Linked DNA regions of Homo sapiens: all the other regions are linked to region 4. Evidence: chromatin loops called from intact Hi-C (ENCODE). Cell type or tissue: heart right ventricle. All regions are shown on one strand.

The links. Hi-C counts contacts between places; a loop is a spot of excess contacts. Peaks named below come from ENCODE experiments on the same cell type or tissue, not always from the same donor. Only the 100,000 strongest peaks of a DNase experiment are listed, where the experiment ranks them.
Region 1: it touches region 4 in a loop (4-fold over the local background); 8 of 110 quality-filtered maps call a loop at or near these places.
Region 2: a loop joins it to region 4, with 5 times the contacts of the local background. A loop is called at or near these places in 5 of 110 quality-filtered maps.
Region 3: it touches region 4 in a loop (4-fold over the local background); 5 of 110 quality-filtered maps call a loop at or near these places.

What each region holds. Positions count from the first base shown.
Region 1 is chr6:104,702,633-104,707,632 of GRCh38, forward strand. No RefSeq gene overlaps it. Among named protein-coding and RNA genes, the nearest start is that of HACE1, 150 kb to the right of the region's middle. In heart right ventricle, no CTCF peak of the experiment used is centred here; a DNase peak (open chromatin) is centred at 2,651; H3K27ac peaks cover 1,459 bases.
Region 2 is chr6:104,523,201-104,528,200 of GRCh38, forward strand. It overlaps LOC105377918 (a long non-coding RNA gene), which reads right to left and starts at 4,272. Exons shown (of 5, transcript XR_001744272.2): 1 at 4,074-4,272. In heart right ventricle, CTCF peaks have their summits at 2,719 (motif pointing left) and 4,748; a DNase peak (open chromatin) is centred at 2,681; H3K4me3 peaks cover 750 bases.
Region 3 is chr6:104,764,906-104,769,905 of GRCh38, forward strand. The region is part of intron 19 of HACE1 (HECT domain and ankyrin repeat containing E3 ubiquitin protein ligase 1); the gene reads right to left. It also overlaps the pseudogene RNU6-897P. Among named protein-coding and RNA genes, the nearest start is that of HACE1, 93 kb to the right of the region's middle. In heart right ventricle, no CTCF peak of the experiment used is centred here; no DNase peak of the experiment used is centred here.
Region 4 is chr6:104,636,980-104,641,979 of GRCh38, forward strand. No RefSeq gene overlaps it. Among named protein-coding and RNA genes, the nearest start is that of HACE1, 220 kb to the right of the region's middle. In heart right ventricle, no CTCF peak of the experiment used is centred here; a DNase peak (open chromatin) is centred at 2,211; H3K27ac peaks cover 2,029 bases.

The sequences.
Region 1 (5,000 bases), 66 kb after region 4:
TTAATCTCCCCCCTGTTATCAAGTGTCTCCATGGCAGGAAATTATATTTCTAAATTGAATTTTGTTCTGTTTCGATGTAGTAAGAAATATTTTCCAGACTACTAATAGGACGCATAAAGACTGTGACTCTGACAATACCGTTAGATAAATAAAAGCTATAAGTGAAAACCACCTTCATTCACTAGCTAGCATAATAGCAAAATAGAAAGCATTGATTACCTGGAAAGAGTAATCAAATAAAAGATTTTAAATGAAAAGTGAGGTAGCAGATGGTTAACTTTTTAATTTACCTTTTTATAGCAATTGCCCATAAAGGTAAAAAGAAAAAAAAGCAATCCAATGAGTCTCTTGGTGCTAATAAAACACATATTGATTCTTAGTGCATATGCTTACTCTACAAAATGGTCAAACTTGGGTCTACCACAGGTAATGGAGGCAGATACTGTTTATGAGCACTTCTGTGGAGGCAAATTTACAGTAAAGAAATGTCTTTGGGCTAGATTTATTATGAAAGAATGAAAACTTATAACCACACTAAGGAAGAGATTTCATTTTAGGGGCAGAGATTCACTCACAGTAAAGCCACGGCAATTCAGCCAAGTGGCAGCGCAGTCTCTAGTAGAAGCCTTCAAAATACAGTCTACCTTTTTGTTGGTGAACAATACAGTGATTGCAATAAAGTTTAGAAATTTTTTTCATTGATATAAATTGCTCTGTCCCCTCTTTTTTAACATAGGGTTCTCTTTGACAGTAGCAATTTGGGGAAAGTCTCTTCAAAGTGTAATTGAAAGCATGGCCCCAAATGTCCATTAAAACTTCCTATATTTAAAGAAACATTGCATGAAAGAAGCTTTTCATAGTGCATCAGTGTAAGGAGTTGTATAATACATGATTAATGCTACCAGTGTATCAAGATGCTTGAAGGACAAGTAGGATTTGACAAATGTACAACAGGATAGGGTTAGTTTTCCAGACAGAAGAGAGACGAAAAAACACCTCTACTCCTTTCCCATTCTAACTTCTAACCTACAGCCCTTGGACTGAAGAGGTGAGATATATGGATCAAATCATTACATTCTACTTAACTTCACTTTCAGAACATCTCAAAGTTAGAATTCATGGTAAACAAGCCATACTAGCTTCATCAATTTAAGTATTTTGATACTCCAGTAAATTAAACACTTAAAAGATATTTATAATGGGCTGGGCGCGGTGGCTCATGCTTGTAGTCCCAGCACTTTGGGAGGTCCAGGTGGGCAGATCACTCATGGCCAGGAGTTCGAGACCAACATGGCAAAGCCCTGTCTCTACGAAAAATACAAAAATTACCCAGGCATGGTGGTGCACACCTGTAATCCCAGCTACTCGGGAGTCTGAGGCACAAGAATCACTTGAACCTGGGAGGCAGAGGTTGCAGTGAGCCAAGGTTGCACCACTATCTTCCAGCCTGGGTGACAGAGCAAGACTGTCTCAAAAAAAAAAAAAAAGATATTTATAATGGGTAAATGAATAATAATTTGAAGTCACAGATCTCAACGTTTACGAAAATAAAACTAAGACTTCAAAATAATAAATATTAACCAGAACTGGAAAGCAAAATGAAGTGGAGTAAGTGACTTTCAGAAAAGGAGGAAATACAACATGTTCTTTGATATAAATACAAGCAGGTAATAAAAGAAAGTCGGCATTGGAAAAACATACATCCTCCTCCTTTACCCTGTGAGCAGACCTTACTTATATGCGTGAGAAAGAAAGAAACTGCAGCATCCAAAAGTAGAGGTCATAAGTCACATTCCTTAAGAGCAACCAACTGAGAAAGATAAGTTTGGAAAACTATGAAGCATATTTTTTATTTTTACTGTTTAACATAATTTTGACAGGAGAGCAGACAAAAACACACTCCTGGGAGGAATGGCGGCAAAAGAGAATGACAATTATTATTTTTCTATATGCTGCAATGTGACAATGTATTTTGCAAAAACAACCACACCAGATGTCTAGCCTCTGGACTCACTTTTTACTAGGATGGCCAGCCATCTCATCAAGTGCAATGTACACATCGAGGATTTACACCATGCTCCGTTTAATGCCTAAAGGTTTGGTGGGGTTCCACATGGAATTAACTTGATTCTGAAATTGGGACTATTCACGGCAGTCCCAATTTTAAGCTGAGTCCATCTGCCAAAATGTTGCTTCAGATGTGAAATGTACTTGCTGGTGGCTAATTTTCAAAAGCATCTCGTAGTCACTTACTGGTATGTAAAATGTACAGCTCAATTGCTATTCATTAAGAGAGAAAAAATCAACATTGCCTAAATGGATTAAAAACAGAAGTCACAGACAAGGATGTAAAAGCACTTTGATTTTTCAATAGAGAGATTTTTATACATTTATTGGCATTCTCCAGCATCAGTCATCTCCCAGGCTGAATGCTCAAGATTTTCATTTTCACCATTAAATGGTCCCTGTTTAAATGGATCTCCTTACTTGGCAAAACATATTTACACATCCAGTTGTGCCAGCTCTAAGGCTTCTAGTTCTAAACGTCTATAGGGAAAAAAGAGAAGTGTTAGGAGGTGACTTCACCTTGCCTTTCCCTGAGATCTGATAAAAACTGCTCAACCACACACAAGAACAGCAGGATGTGGTCAGAGGCGTCGTTCCTCCTCTGTGAGACACAGTTTCCTCAGGAAGGAAATCTTAAGAAAGGTATCAGGAAACTATGGACTATGCCAGTCAGCTGTTAAGGGCTCAGAAACTCTTAAGGGAGCAAAATGTTCAACCACGCTCTTTTTCTGAATAGAGAAATCAAATCCCGAGATCAGCCAGGGAGAAAAAGAAAAAGATCAAAAGGGGTATTCTATCTCTAGCTCCAAAACAAATAGCACTCGTTTTCAGTTTTTAAAATGTGCGTGTCTTTAGTCATTTCCCAGGATGGCTTTAAACATGTTGACAGTTTTGCCTCGAACAATGGTGCTGGACTCACCATGGGCATGTTTTCCAAGCCATTTTCTATGAATGTCAAATTGCCCAGGATGCTTCTTTATGGACACCTCACTTCCAGAAGACACCAATCCTTAAAGCTTGAGCTGAATAGGAGAACAGATGCTTAATTTTAAAGTATCACTTCAATTTCTAGCTGAGTAGAAGGGACAACTCCCAGGGCTAATATAAAGTGTCTTTGAAGATCCAACTTCATAAATGACTAGTTAATCAAGTGTAAAAGTTTAAGGAGGGAAGAAAGTTCACTCACATAGCTTCTTAATACCCATCTGGTTCCAAATAGCCTATATTTATATTAAAGGGCGGAAGATAATAACTTTTTTTTGTTTATGTCATTCTTAAGATACAGCAAGACCTATAATCTCCTAGAATTCCTTAAACTAAACTCTTCAAGAACATTACCAATCCATTGCGTGCTGAGGACAAAACAGGATACAAATAAACTAAAAGAACAGGGTCCTTGACGTTAGCACAGTTTTAAGAGTTTTTAATTCATTGCTTTCATTTAAAAATTTGGAGGTTTCCCACGAATATCCAGATTTATGTTTGTTTGTTTGTTTTAATGAGAAGATCCAGCCACAGTAGGTTCTCATTCCCATCTGGCAACAACTGACTGGTACTGAGTGGCTGCTGCTTAATCCTGGATAATCTCTAAAATCCTTCCAGAAACAAAATCCTGGGTGTCTAAATATGATGCAGCAAGTTTGTTGTTAAACTTTGAATTCAAATGGCATGAACAAAATAGACTTCCCAAGCATGAAACTTAGAATACGTCTATGAAGTAAAGTGAATTTCTGAATTGTGATAATTTAAAATAAAAAGGCTGGAGTCAGTAGTGCTACACGAGATTGGGCAAAGACACCAAAGAAACACACACAGACATTGAAATGTACTTCACTGGACCCCTTGATTTGATTAGATGTTGGAATATGAGATCAAAATTGTGTCCTGAAGGACAAAGAAGAGGATGGCATAACTGGGGGATAAAAGGAAGGAGTAAGCAATCCTTATGAGCATGGTAGAGAGAAAACGGGGAGGTTACATCCTGGGAAGACCAAGAAATGAGAAGAAATGCCTTCAGGAATTTTTGTTTAATTCCTGTATTAAAGCAAACTCTACACATAAAAGTCCTATAGATAAATTACTACTGTAATTTTGTGTAGACTGACAAAGAAAAAGACTCAAATTACCAAAATCAGGAAAAAAAGAAAGATCACTATCAATCTTACAGAAATAAAAAGCATTACAAAGGAATACTATGAAAAACCATATACCAATAAATTAGATAACTTAGATGAAATGGAAAAACTCCTAGAAAATGCAAACACAAAACAAGACTCAAGAAGAAATAGAAAATCTCAGTAAATCTGTAACAGATAAAAAGCGTAAGTTACTAATTTTAAATTTACCATGAAGAAAATCTCAGGACCAGACAGCTTCTCTGAGTGAATTCTACCACTCATTGAAACAATACCAATTCTTTGCAGTTTTCTAAAAAAAAAAATAGAACAAGAGGGAACACTTCCCAACTCATTCTATGAGGCCAGTATTATTGTGATACCAGAACCAGGCAAAAGCATCACAAAAAAGAAAACTATAAGCCAAGGTTCCTTGTAAATATAAGTTAGAAAATCTTCTATAAAATACTAGCAAACTTACCCAGCAACATATAAAAAGGATTATACACCATGACCAAGTGGGATTTATCCAAGTAATGCAAGTTAACAAAGTTTGTTTACAAACAAAAATCAGTGTAATAAACCATATAAACAGAATAAATGACAAAGACCTCGTGATCATTTCAATAGACACAGTAAAAGTATTGTATCTAACAAAGTCCAACAACCCTTCTGGATAAAACCACTTACCAAACTGGGAATGGAATAGAAGATGCCTTAGTCTATTTGTGCTGCTATAATAAAATACCATAGACTGGGTAATTTATAAACAATAAAAATTTATTTCTCACAGGTCTGGAGGCTGGGAAGGCCTCATTC
Region 2 (5,000 bases), 110 kb before region 4:
TTAAATTTCAGTGGGATCGGAGGGTGTGCAGTGACAGGAAAAACTATGAGTTGTATTCCAAAAATATTTGGGATACTTATTAGGAATGACCTCAGTACTATATTTTTTAAGTAACAACCTTCTGCGTAATATTACATAATAAGAAAAAACTATACTTTGATTATTTCAAGGTAACAACAGAAAAGTTGACGTTCTGGTGGAAATTTGTTATGAATGTTATTTATTGGTTGACTAATTTTGAATTTTTTTTCTAATATTTTTCTCTGGAGGCTGAGGTATCCATCAAGATTCTAGAACAACAGATGGACATTGGCCCATGCTAGGGCAAACACATAACTGTAAAATTTCAGAACACCTGGGACCAAAAAAAAGGCCGATTTCAAATGGCATTTCACTTCTCAACGGCAACATTGTTAGAAAGTAATATAACAGTGCCTTCAAAATAAATCCCAACATATAATACTATTCTTAACCAAAAGGATAATCAGGAGTGAATGTGGAACAAATTCATTTCCACATATGCAAACTCTCAATCCATTTACCATCCAGGTAGTAAGCTTTCTCATGGAGTTCCCACCAAAATATAGGAGTAAACAAATATAGAGGAACACGTGGGACCCCAGAGACAGACAGAAGATCACTCATAGCAAAGCAATGGCAAGGATCCTAGGAGGAAGGAGACGGGAGAAACCCAAGACACAGGCTGGACAGCAGGTCCAGAGAAGTGAAATGATTGGATAATATATTGAGTTGAGAATTACACAATGGGAGAAGTTAGAAGATAAATTAGTGTAAATTAGGTAAATACAAAGAAAATTGAGCAAACCTAAAACCAAGCAATTTTCAATCCAAGAAAACAAAAACAAAAAATAGGAAGCAAAATGAGTGATATTTTATATGTTACCTGGCTCAACAATGATTAGCATTTGCATGATCCTCAGAACATAGACGATCAAAGAGTGATTAAGCTGAAAGTGAAATGTAACTAAATTTAAAGGTTTCAGCAGGAAGTATTCATGTGTATGGTTAGGGATTATGGTTATAAGATTTAGCAAATAAAAATACAGGGCACCCACTTAAATGTGAATTTCAAATAGTTAATAATTTGGGAGGTTCCAAGTATTTTATAGATAGTAGTAGAGGGATGAAAACACCTATATCCTCATATTCCATAGTAGAGAATCAAAACTAAAAAAATCAGTAAATAGCATTATAAGTCCAATAAGCAAATAGCAACATATTTGAAATGGGTTGCCTCTGACGAGCAAGAAATTATGACAAGGGGGATTCAGGTGGTATTGTTTATTATACCAATTATATGTTTTTAACAATTTTGTTCTTTCCATGCACATAGAATCCGATCAAAATACAAACTAAATTATTTAATAACTGAAGCAAATATGACAAAATGTTATAATTTGAAAAAGCAGCATACATAGATGTTTATTGTTTTATTCTCAATTTTTTTTCTTGGAAATAATCAGAGCTATCTAAGGAAATTTCGACAAATATTTAAAGACTAATGTTTTGCAAGGTTTCCATATTATTAAACTATTTGGGATTATCGTGATGAAAATTACGGAATAATTTGCAGTCATGTCTTTTTATTTACTTATTCATTCCACATATATTTATTGTTTACCTATGATGTTGGAGAAGCAGACAAGGTTACAGCAAATCAGTTTGCTAGCCACAAAACAGCAAGTATAGACAGATCAACAATGGAAAATTTCACTCCATTCAAGGCAGCTCACGACATGACAAGTCACTCCTCCCTTCCCCAGAGGTCCTACAGACTCATATATTCTTGAGTACAGAAGTGGCACAGGAACTCCTTGAGGGTAGTAACCCACTTCCATTATCTTTAAGGAATCCTTCCTAGTCTGACACAGCCTCTAAAACAGTATCTGAAGAGGAGCTCATGAAATTTGTTAAAGGAGTAGATGAAATTAATCAATGAGTAAATGATTGAATAAACTATATTTTAGAGGCTGTGACAGTTTTCCTTACTGAAAATGATTTTTAAAGTTCATCTAAAAGGCTACTGAATTAACCTTGATGTAATTACTATTTAAGTAATTTTATTAAATAATTTTATTTACCATTTAAATAATTGTATTATGTACTTTTAAATGCCACAGAGGTTTTATGATCGTTTAAATAATTGTATTATATACTTTTAAATACTGCAGAGGTTTTATGACACTGGAATGGAAGAGGAAACAGGGGACCCAGAGGATACCTTAAAGAAACAAACTACAGGACGTGATGGTACAATAGGGGAGAGGAAGAGAGAAAAATCAAAGATGTAGCACAGAAAACACTCAGCTCTGGAACCTGGAAAACAGGCGGTCCCGCTAAGAAAAACGGAAATGTAAAAGAACAGCCAGTTTTGAAGGAAGGCGAGAATTCATTTTTGTGTATATTAATTTATCTATCGTACCTAGGGCCCAGCGACAGTCATGCCGGAAGCATCTCAAATTTTTAAAAATGTAAATGTGAAAAGCAGACAAGCAGTTCCTGCATTTTGTCATCGCAAATATCATCGATTTGATTTCATGAAAGTCTCTTTTACACAACTCTATTTGAGTTTCTGCCTCCGTGAGTTCATTTATCAGGCTCAGCCATCACTTTCAGGAGTCATGGGGGACTGCAGCCCCGCCCTTAGTAAACCGGGTAAGTCCGGGCTCGGCTCGCCTATGCAGGAGTGCCATCTAGTGGTCAGAGAATGTCACTTCAAGCTAGACTACAGGAGGAATAAACAGAAGGGGACCTCAGGAGGAATAAATAGAAGGGGACCTCAGGGACATTCTGCTTTTGTTTCCAATTTCCAGGCGTGCTGTGACTGAAAAAAAGGAAAAACATTCCATTCATTGCCTAGATATGACTTTATGATAGCACGTCCAGTTACAGTGCCAAAAAGTGAAATCCAACGTCTGCTTTTAACGTATTCTTAAATGAGACTGATGTGGTCTAAAGGAGAAAACAGTAAAATCAGCATCGCTTTTTATTTTGAAGTTGTTTATATTTGGCAAAGAATGTGTTTGTGGCCATAGACACCATTTGGCTATCTTCAAATCAAGGCAAAGGTTTACAAATAACGAATTTGTAAATGTCTCACGTATGAATGGGCCCCTTTTCTTTAAAGTCACGCCCTTCATACGGTCTTATGCATACACCTGATTCTCTCTGAAAAAAGCAGCCGTTTTGCTGCCTGATGCCCAAAGTCATCCCTTTGTCTCAAAACGTCCAGAACACTTTGTCAAACCTTTAGAGCTATTTATGTTTGTGTCTTATCTCCCTCGCTAGGCTTTCAGCTTCTTGGGGCAGAGTCCATTTCTGAATCATGCATTAAAAGCTCCAAACAGCTGATTACCAGTGTTTCTAACACCAGGGAATCAAAGCCTCCTTTCAGAACTCAATACCAGCTGTGGATTTCCTCACCAGAAAATACGCACTGTGCACACAACATGCAAAATTTTGCTCGCACTCTCGGGAACTTCAGTAGCCCCTGGAAGCCCATTAACATGCTGTTCAGGTTCAGAAACCTGATCCAAAATAAACTTCTGGAACATAGCCTATTCATAAGTTGAAGTATCCTGTATGGGAAAAACAGGCACGTGTGGAGATACAGAGTAAAGCCTATAAAACTTGACTTCCCCTACATTGTCAACTATTCACCAGAAAAAAGAAAAAAAAATCTATTTCTGCTGATTGAAGCCGAAAAAGGCACAGCTCAAACCTGTGGAAATGAATACAATGTGAAAATGCACCATCCAAAGAGCCAGACATGCCCAAGACCCCTTCCCGTGCAAGGATACTAAGGAAGGCCTGCTACTCCCCCCAGCCCCACCCTTCAGGGCACTCTGGTGTCCTAGTTATCTGACCTAAGTTTAAAAAGAAAAAAATCTTTCCCCCTGTACTTGGCAATATTCAAATTTTTCCAAGGTGCGCTTGCTTACACACTCTCTCTCTTTCTCTCTCTCTTTCTTTCTTTCTCTCTCTCTCTCTCACACACACACACACACAATTAGATGAGGGAAATGTCCAAAGCACAAAAATAGATTTCTTACCCTAAATCTGATCTGGCCATGGGTTGATTTGGATGGCAAAACTGAGATCTTTTGTTTCTACCTTAAGCCTCCCCCAAATCCCCTTCTCAGACTCAGAGCACGGATAACCTATCCCCAGTTTTGGAGCCCTCCTTCCTTCCAAGAAAAGAATGAGACCAGAAAACTCAGTGACATCTGAATCACATGCACAAGAGCTCATTTCGATTGATGGGCCCTCCCGGGGGAAGTTAGGAGAGCTATGTTGGCACTTCCCTCAATCCGTGTCAGGATGTCGATAAAACCACAGACCCCTCACTACCCGCTCTGCACAACGCTTCCTCCTTTTCTCATGGAAGTAGAAGTGTCTTCTCTCCACAGGACATTTTGATTTTCCACAGTGTTTTTCAATAGGCTTTTAAAGTATATATCTATCTTCACAGCAGGGTTCAAATACAAACATTTCATCAGAAGTTAGGCAAATAAAGTTTGGAGAGTTTACAGGAAGAGCATAGCTCCAACCCTCACTCATCAGTTCTGGCACGTCGCAGAGAGAGAAGATACTTAGTGAACACAAAAGTCGGAGTTCTGAGCCTCATTGTGGTTCTCAAATAACTGAGGCTGTGTTATAGGAGAGATGGTACAACCTTGGGCAAGAACACTCCAGAGGAAATTCAATTTCCACATCCGATAGGGGGCGAGGTTGGGCCACATCAGTGTCAGCTCTGACACTGTTAAGCGGATGGTCATCTCAGAAACAAATAAAGCAAAGGGAGGTTATGCAGGAGGCAAGGGGAGAGTTGGTGGTCAGCAGATGAGAGCTGGAGAGGGTCAGACACAAACAGGTAAACCAGAGTATAGACCGGGGCGCTCCTAATATCACCTGGAGCAGGGATGGTTGTCAGGATCATCTCTGGCCAGCATGACACTGGTGTGACATCTTGAAACAAC
Region 3 (5,000 bases), 130 kb after region 4:
CATGCACAATTGTGTCTTTACTCACTGTGTTCCAAGCACTGGCAACAGCATACACAACATCCTTCATATTAAACTCCCTTTGAAAACCTTCCACAATTACAATTCTGTTCACTGATGCTAGCAGTCTATGCAACAAAGTGTTATATTTATTCTTCACTGATCTAATGTGACTGATTAATTCAGTCACATGGCTGAATTAATGAAGTCACATTTGAGGGAAAATACATGGCAAACACATTATTTTTGATGAGAATTTCAGCTGGATGATGAGCAGAGCAGTTGTTAGGGAATAACAAAGTCTTGCAGTCACCATGCAGTAAACACAAGCCACTGGTATAAAATATTTTCCCTGGTGATCCATGCCTTTTTGCTAGCATAATAATGGACTGGTAAGAAATTCACTCCTTGAAGAGATTGAGAACACAGGCTTTTGCCTATCATGGCAAATTTACACTTACACTTGCCTGTTGCACTAGGACATCCCTGCACATTTATTCTGTCCTTGGTAGCCTACCACAGGGGCTGTCTCATCAGCTGTAGTCAGTGTCTTTCTGAGGCAACAACAACAAAATAGTGATATTTTAACAGCAATATAGACTTGTTCTAGCATCAGATTTTCATCAGCAATGACCTTGGCAAATTCCTCACTGAATTTCACCACTGTTTTGTGATCAGCAGATGCTCTATTGCCACAAATCTTTAAAAAATGAATATCATGTCTCTTCTTAAATTTCTGCAACCAGCCTGTTGAAAAGTCAGAGTTCCCTTCAATTTTCACTTCATTATGATAGATCTTTGCTTGTTTATGATCGGCATACCATTAAGTGGCAAGTGTTCACTGTTAGGCTGACAAATCCACTCTTTAAATACACAATTGAGATCTTCAGTTTTAGCTTTATGCAGTGTTATTCTATTTTTCATTAACTTCTTTTCATCAGTTTTGGCACAGAACGTCAACAGTTTATTCTTTTGTTTCTTCAAGTTATATAGTGTGGTCATTCCAACACCATACTCTTCTGTAGGACATTTCACATTTATATTGCTGTCCAGTTTCTCCAACAGCTTGACTTTCTGTGCTACGGATAAAGACAAATGCTCCCTCTTTTCCCTGTCACTGTTACCCACAGGGGTATCTGCAGGCCTTTTTGACATTCCCAACAATACCTCTGCACCACAGAGCAGAAAATAAGCAAAAGAAAAGAAAAGACATGAGTAATGCACAAATGCACATCGGCCTTGGCCCCACGTGGGGCACAGTGGGGAACCTGCTCTTGGCATATGCGTCCTGCACATGTCATTTATTACCCTTGTGGGCATGCTTGCATGATGGAATCTTGGTGTGTTGAAGAAAAAATATATATGCAGCAGAAGGGGGCTGGGAGGGTCTTTTTTCCTTTGGGGATGCTGAAACAACTGTATGTTGTATGCTTGTGTTCTGAGTGCCCCCTGGTCATATGAGATCAGGTATGGGATTTACCACTTATGGCTTCATGTCAGTACTCGAAAAGTTTCAGACTCTGGGGTACTCTGAATTATGGATGCTCAACCTGTATACTTTTCTAAAGATGCATATAAAGAATCCACTTTAAGTCAATAATCTATGGATAAAAGTCTGTATTTTGTGCTTGTATGTGCATTAAATGTGTATGTTAAATAAATCATGCAAAGCTAGCACTAAAAATTTAATCATATAAGACTAGCAATAAAACCATATTAAAATGAAATCGTTAAAACATACTAAATTTGTATTTGCTACTTTGTTCACATTCACTGCCTTAGTAAATGAGAAGCCTAGCAGTTACACTGTCTTATAGACATCCATTTAAAATAAGAAAACATCAGTTACAAGTTTTGTGCCCTCGGGCAGTTATTTAACGTCTAAAGAAATGCAGTGTTGTAGTTACAAGCAGGCTCAAGTGCTTGTCTCAGCAGCACGTATACTAATATTGGAACCATACAGAGAAGACTGGATGGCCCCTGCACAAGCAGGCTTGAAATTTACAGACTGCATGGAGAAAGCTACTTAGCTCCTATATGCTTCTGTTTCCTCACCTGTAGAAAGGGGTATCTCCACCTCACAGAGTTAAGTATAATACCCATAAGGCACATCAAACAGTGCCTAGCACATTATAAAAACCTAATAAATGTCAAATGTTTTAATATTAAGGCTGTTTCCACACTAAATAAAGAGAAATAGCTATCTCAAGAGGCTGTTACAGGAAATGAGAAACATAAAGAACATGGTTCAGATACATGAAACACAAAGCACTCAATAAGTAGTAATTATTATCACTAAAAAACAGAATTAATGATAATGAGGTTGATGAAGAGTATGATGGCAACACTATCAGACATTAGGTGGCCCAATCCACAACAGTGGCAGTTATCCTTGAGTCCTTCCTCTTTCTCATCTTCCCAATTACCAAGTTCTATAAATTCTATTATCCTCAAAAGCTTAAAAGCTATTCCATTTTCTCCATCTTCACTGCCACTTGCCTTACATAATTCTTCATGCATGCTTCCCCAAACCAAAATGCCACAGCCTCCTCTCAGTTGTCCTGACTCTAGTACCGCCCCATTTCAACCCATTTTTCACACTCCAAGCTGAGTTTGGTTGTTTCTTTTTGTTTTCTTAACTGAAATTTGATCATGTCATTTCCCTCTTTAACATCTGCAATCATCTCCACAGACTTCAGAATAATTTTCAAAGTACTATTTGTGGATGCAAAGTCTTTCAGAATTTGGCCACTTTCTCCCTTCCCCACATCATCTTTTTCTACTTGCTTACTTTTCCATCTAAGCTAAGCTCCACAACTCTGATCTACTTGTGGTTTCCCAAAGCATGCTCTGTCACCTCTGTGCCTTCCTGTAAGCCCAGAACATTTCCTTCTTCCCATCCTTACTCCTACTCGACCACTTAATGCTTCACCTCTATAATTCAACTTCCATACCACTTCATCCATTCCCTGATACCTGCCCCATCTTACTCTTATCTTCTTTTTTTTCTCCAAGCCTGGATGAACTTTATGACTAATATTATAAAAGTGATGCTAACATTTAAACCCCTACAGCTTCAATTCTAAATGCTAGAACTGAAAATATGAGCAAAAGAGGCCATATCTAACTAATTTAAGAGTATTATATTTCAAATGTGGAACTAATATATATACATCTGCCTATATTGCTTGTATTTATTTAACATATTGCTTTTTAAATTAAAGGTATTTTCATCTATTTGGTTTCACTTTATAATCACCAAAGCCTTTTAATAAAACTTGGGAATAAGGGACTCCCCCATGTGGAGATCAGTTTACAAAGGCCCTCTAACAAGTTTAGCAAGTCATTTAAGTTTCAATAGTTCAAAATTATAAAGTCGAACTCTAAACATGACAAAAAAACTTTCTACCTATAAAGTAAAAAGCTGACTCTAAAGTAACAGAAAAGTTCATAACAGAATGTATAAGCAAAAAAAAAGAACAAACCAAAAATCAATAGTATTTCCAAGAAACAGGGTTTGAAAATTTTAAAGTAACATTTTGTAAACTGAATATCTTAACAATTTTAAGCAAGGTAAAATGTGATGTGTTTCTAAAGATTTTTAAGAGTTTTATATGAATCAGGTTATTTATTAAATAAGCATTATATGTTGAAACCTCAACAATTTGATACACAATTACTATACTGGTAACATTAGAAAAAAAAGGCTCAATTTATTGTGAGAAATGTTTATATAAAAAAAATGAAAGCTGAGAATGTATAACATTAATAATCAAGACCCTGCTATTAACACTCCTAATTACTTAAAAAAGTTAGCCTCTAATCAACCAAGCAATTAAACAAAATGTAAATATATATAGTATTAAACTGAGAAACAAAAGTTTCAAGCTCTTTAATATTAAAATAGTATTCCCACCTCTGGTGAGATGCACAATGAAGGGTATATCCTCAATGTGAGCATATTCTTACTTATTCTTATTTATTCAATATTTTCCATCTTTCTAGATTTCATTAAAATACACAAATACAAAAAAATTAATAATATTTTAAAAATCTAAACAAAAATCATGTCATAGTAAGGGGGGGTGCTGCTAGGAGATGCAAGCATAAATATAGATATACCTCATACACATTTTTTTTTCTTTTTTAAGTGATAGGATCTTGCTCTGTCACTCAGGCTAGAGGGCAGTAATGTCATCTTGGCTCACTGTAGCCTCAACCTCCAGAGCTCAAGTGATCCTCCCACCTCAGCCTCCAGAATAGCTAGGACTGTAGCCACACAAAACTAGGCCTGGCTAATTTTTTTATTTTTTATAGAGATGAGGTCTCACTATGTTGCCCAGGCTTGTCTCGAACTCCTGGCCTCAAGCAATCCCCCTGCCTTAGTCTCCCAAAGCACTGGAATACAATTGTTACTAGATCTTTCCACTTTGTCATATATATCTGAAAGGAGTGACAAACCTCACCAGATATAGTATTCACAGATAAGAATCATGTTTATGGTTCTCTTATCAAAGGCAATCATTGCTTAATAAAGATTCTATGACTTCATTACCCTTAATTGAGGGTAGGCCTCCAGTGTAAAATAAAATAATAAACATGCTACAAGGTGAACAATCTAAAAAAAGATTCTAAAAATATTTTCACTCACTGGCAAATCATATAGGTTTAAAAATTAAGTGTTTAACTATTATAATCTTCTAGAGCTTAACATGACTTACATTAAAAATCAAGTAAGTTCTTCCTCGACACAATTAATTTTGCATATAGTATGAAGAACATTAGACTTGAAATTAGGAGGCTTGGGTTTTGGCCCCAGTTTTGCCATTAACTCTTTAGGATTAGTGTCATTTCATGTAAAATGAGAGGGTAGAATTTAAAATTTCTAAGTATGAATATGTAAGAACTCAACTCCTGACTTTATTTCCAAGAATTCAATCTCTTTTTTTTGTACACTATAGTATCTTAAGTTTCAAAAGGTAAAATTATGTCGCTTGCTAATA
Region 4 (5,000 bases):
CTGAATCAGATGTCATTAGCTGATACAACATTCATCTTCTTTCAGGACTAGAAAAATCACCAAATAATGATTAGAGGCAGCGGCTTTTAAAATATCCTAACCATAGATCTCAATTTGATATTGATTTAAGTGATTAATTTTTCTATGAGGGTACAGCATCCTGACCAATCAAATAGAATGTTTACAGGGTGCATTAATCATGGTTTACAGTTTTCCTATAGGTATGATGGATAGTGAACAGTTTATGAATCAATAAACTAGCAAAAAAAAAAGTATTCAGGACTAGAGATATGGGAGCAGAGACAAGACCAGCTTGATTTTTATGTTTTTAAAATTCCGGCAGTCTTTTAATTATAAACTCCATTTAGTTTAGTTTATATTTAAGGGTTTATCAGCTTGTTTTTACCATTATGATGCACTGAAAAATAAGTTCAAAATGTGGAGCTTTTTCTGCACTTTAATGTGATGTCAAACTGCAAATAATGGCTAGTAGTGTGATTTATCCAGATAAAACAATATTTTAAGTAGAACTGTATAAAATGATCTGTATGTTTCATTTCCTCAGAAAGCAGCCAAGATTTACAGATTAAACCTAAAGTACAGTAGAAAGAAATAGATCAAGATTTTGCTAAGCAGAACAGATACTGTGACAATAAAGATTTTTTCTTCCCTTCCTCAATTCTGAATTGTCATATTTCTTTTTGATGTTTTCACTCTTCAGCCTAATTCACACATATACCATTATCTTATGGCTAATCAGTTGATTTTTATTATGTCATTCTGTTTTTTGCCTCTTTCTTCTTGCATAACTTAGATCCATTTTTTTAATCCTTTCTATTAGAACCCAGGAGTTATATAGTCAGTTTCAGAAGATCTTCCAAACTCTCAGTTTAACCCCGTTTCTCACATAAGGAAAATTGCCCCCACAGTTCCAATGGCTGCTCCTTCCCTGCAGAACATTTTCCAAAGGCAGAATTTTGAGCAGCAGTTCTTTCATGTTGGCATGTGCTGGACTGGAGCTTCTAACCATGCAGTGTCTGGAAAGAGGGTCTCAAGGAAAACACAGGTTCATATGTGTTTTCTCACACCCCCTAGATGGCACTAATACAAAAAAAAAGCATATTATATGAGAAAGAACATCAAGACAAAAAGTGATATATGGCGGGTCTCATATTCATGACAGTGTAGCTGCTGAGTTCCCGAAAGCCCAGGCTGATCTGCTTAGTGGGCAAGGTGGGAAACAACCTCCTCTGCCTGTCTGCAGAGAGTACGCATCTTGACGTCTCATCTAGTATCCAAGGACCAACCCTTAGACAGTATGCTTCATCTTAGGAAATAGACTCTTGGAGATTTATTTGAATTCAAAAATTACTTTTCTGAGTTGTACATTTAACTAGTTTCCTCTCAGAGTTTTAACCAAGAAATACTTCAGTTTAATCAGAAGACAGCCCAGTGCTTGAGAAAGAAGAATCTGAAAATTATCTGATGCTCCCAATGATATTCTAAATATGTGATTCATCTAGGATACAGGATTAATGTTAGAGACAGTAACTTGAAAACACTATTTGATGACACCCTTTCATTTCTTTATTCAACAGACATGTACCTGTTATGTAACAGGCATTTGCTTTACCCTGGGCATTGATTTTTAAAAAGGATAAGACGCAGTTCCCGCTCTCAAGGAGCCCAGAGACCAGTGGTGGTGGGAGTGGGGGGTGGTCCAGGGAGTAGACAAGAAAACAGATACTTTGAAATAGAAGCAATAAATTGCTGTGACTCAAAAAAAAACAAATTAAAAAACTGTAAGTATTTAAGATCTGAGTAACTATTATGCCTGAGGAAGTCAGAGAAGACCCCAGGGATGAACTGAATTTGAACTGAGTGCCAAAGAATTGTTAGTCTTCCAGGAGATGAGGAAATACGTTCCAAGAAGGAACAGCATGTACAACAGCACAGTCATACAAGAACCCGGTTATCTTAGGAACAATCAAAAAAGAGTCCTAGAAACAATCATGTGAAATGTTTGAGGATTAAAATACTGGCAGGAAATGAAAGTGAAGGGCAGGAAGGGGCAGATGTAAGGCCCCTGACAGTAAACATATGTTGTCTGCCCATTGTTAATTTTTTTGAGGAAGCACTCCCCTACTCCTCCTAGTTGAGGAGGCTGATAACACCCTGCTTTCAGCTCCAGCTGTGGGCAAGTGAGCCAGGCCTGGCCAATCTGAGTGCTCCATATACACTTAGATCAAATAAAAGGATCACGCATAGACGCATGACCCAAACTGGGACAATCAGAATCCCCATCAGGATTATCAGCTGGTCCAGCTTCATGCATGTGACCTGTTAGTTGCAAAGCCCCTGTGCTTACAAGAGTCTTGCACTTGGTTCACTGCTCAGCTGATGCCATTTTGAAATTCTCAATAATTTCAGCTTGGATCTTATGTTTTGTAAGTGATGTCCAATGGGACAATAGGGAATGCACATGAGCAAAGAAATACACACCTCACTTGCAATATAGCATTTATGACACCCTGTGAGCACAGCAGTCCAGTAGACTCACTTTGCATGGAAGTACCACAAGACGTGAAGTGAGTGCAAATAAATATGTTATATTTAAAACTGAATAAATGGTGGTGCTGACAGCCCCAAGAGGGTCATGTCTTCCATTCAAACCAGAACTTGCTTCCAATGCAGAAGACAAGCAATGGTGTTTTAAGAAACAACTACAAATAACTTTATCATATCCTTTTCTCACTTGTGTTACTTCTCTTTATTAGACAAGCTCACTGAAAATCATGGCATAGCAGAAGAGAGAAAGATAGGGCCACCCATAGTTCCTTTCCCTTTCAGTCCTTCCTTACTCATCAGTAAGCTGAAGAGCACTGGTAGCTGTAAGTGCATCAGGAAGTGAAACATAAACAGTTAAGTTAGTTTTGCAATCATTTCCACTGTTCTAGTAAGAACAAAATACATATGCCAAATATAAATTGTGTAACTTCAGTGATTCCATATATGAATTAAAGGCTCTTATATTTGCATTGGAAACTGGCACCACACAATATAAATGGTAAGATTCATGTTCATAATTTAAATTTTTAATTTTTCTTTACATAGATATTCAATGGGAAATTTTTTAAACACCATGACAAACTAAAAGAATACAGGAGAAAAGAAAAAACTTTCCAGTTTAGTATATTTAGTACACTTTTTTCCTGCTTTTTGAACATGGGACCCCACAACTTATGTTGCTAGCCCTGGCTATCAGGAAAGATCCTTTATTTACTTCTACGACCCCGAGTTATAAGAACAATGTGAGCTGGAGCTGCATGTGACTATCTTGCCTGGCCAGATGGATTAAGTTATCTGTAGTAAGAGAAATCAAAGCCAGCATGCAAAGAGAAACATAGCTGAGAGAAAAAAAAGAGAGAACTAACGTTGTTGAGTTCCTGAGTGTGGCCAGACCCAAAATTAACTGCACACCTGTCCTTCTTTGTTATGTAAGTCAACAATTTCTCCTTTTTTTCTTTTTTTCTTTGAGTTGGCGGAGAGCTCAAATAATTTGAGTTGGATTTCTGTCACTTGCAACCAGAGTACTGACGGGTAGAGCCTCATATGCTAGGCATATGTGGATTAATAAGGAAGTTTTTAAATTCATACTTCTAGAGGCTGGTGAACAGAGGCTTCAGAGAGCCAAGAAGAAAAGCAATCTGGATTATTTCTAAAATCATTTTCATAATTTTAAATTATAAAATATTTTTTATTTTAAAATATGTGTAAAAGATATAAATAATATTTGTGAAATGTAGAAAAGTACCAGTAAAATGAATGTGTATACTTACTATCTGATAGAGTTTGGACGTTTCTCCCCTCCAGATCTCATACTGAATTTTAATCTCCAACGTTGGAGGTGGGGCCTGGTGGGAGGGATTTGGATCATGGGAACAGATTCCTCATGAATGGCTTGGGCCATCCCCTTGGTGCAAGTAAAGCTCTCGCTCTGAGTTCACACAAGATCTGGTCATTTAAAGGTGTGCAGCACCTCCCCTCCCACCCTCTCTTGCTCCTGATTTCGCCATGTGACATAGAAGCTCCCAACGCACCTTCTGCCATAAGTAAAAGCTTCCTGAAGCCTTACCAGAAGCCATGTTTCCTAGACAGCCTGCAGAACCACGAATCAGTTAAGCCTCTTTTCTTTATAAATTACCCAGTCTCAGGTATTTCTTCATAGCAACCCAAGAACAGCCTAATACACCACCCAACTTTAAAAAATCTACCAGTGCCTCTGATGTCCCCATAAGACTTCCCCAAATTCTACAACTGCCCACACTCACTCACCTACCCCAAAGTAACCACTATTCTGAACTTTATGATAGTTTTTCCATATCATTTGGTAGCTTTTCCTGGTGGACTGTGGAAGAAGATTTGAAGGGGGCCAGGAGACCAGCTAGGAAACACAGGATAAGTCTGAGTTTGGCTGATTATCATTAATAAGTGCTTTGTGTAGCCACCAGATCATGTTTCATTAAATAAAATGTTGGCAACAGGTAAGTTTATAAAATGGCCTTTTCATCACAGTTTTTTTTTTTTTTCAGTGCCTTTGCCTCTTTTTTTAAATCATGGGCAACTATTCAATCAGGGCAAGAATCAAAAGCCTCACCATAACAAGACCCAATAACTAGGTCACAGAAATGAGCTTTGAATTAGGGCTAGAGGACCCAGAAGGTAGCGGATTTGCTACCTGCCTCAGCATTACAGCCAGAAGAGAAGTAGAAGAGTGGGAAACAGGAAGGAAAGAAAAGGGCGAACAATCTATATCTCCTGCTACATTATCTTCTCCCAACATGTGAAAAAGCTAATAAACACACAGTATGGTGATTCTTTTTTTTTTTTTGCCAAGTTTCTTTATATATATATATTTTATTATTATACTTTAAGTTCTAGGGTACATGTGCACAACGTGCAGGTTTGTTACATATATATACATGTGCCATGTTGGTGTG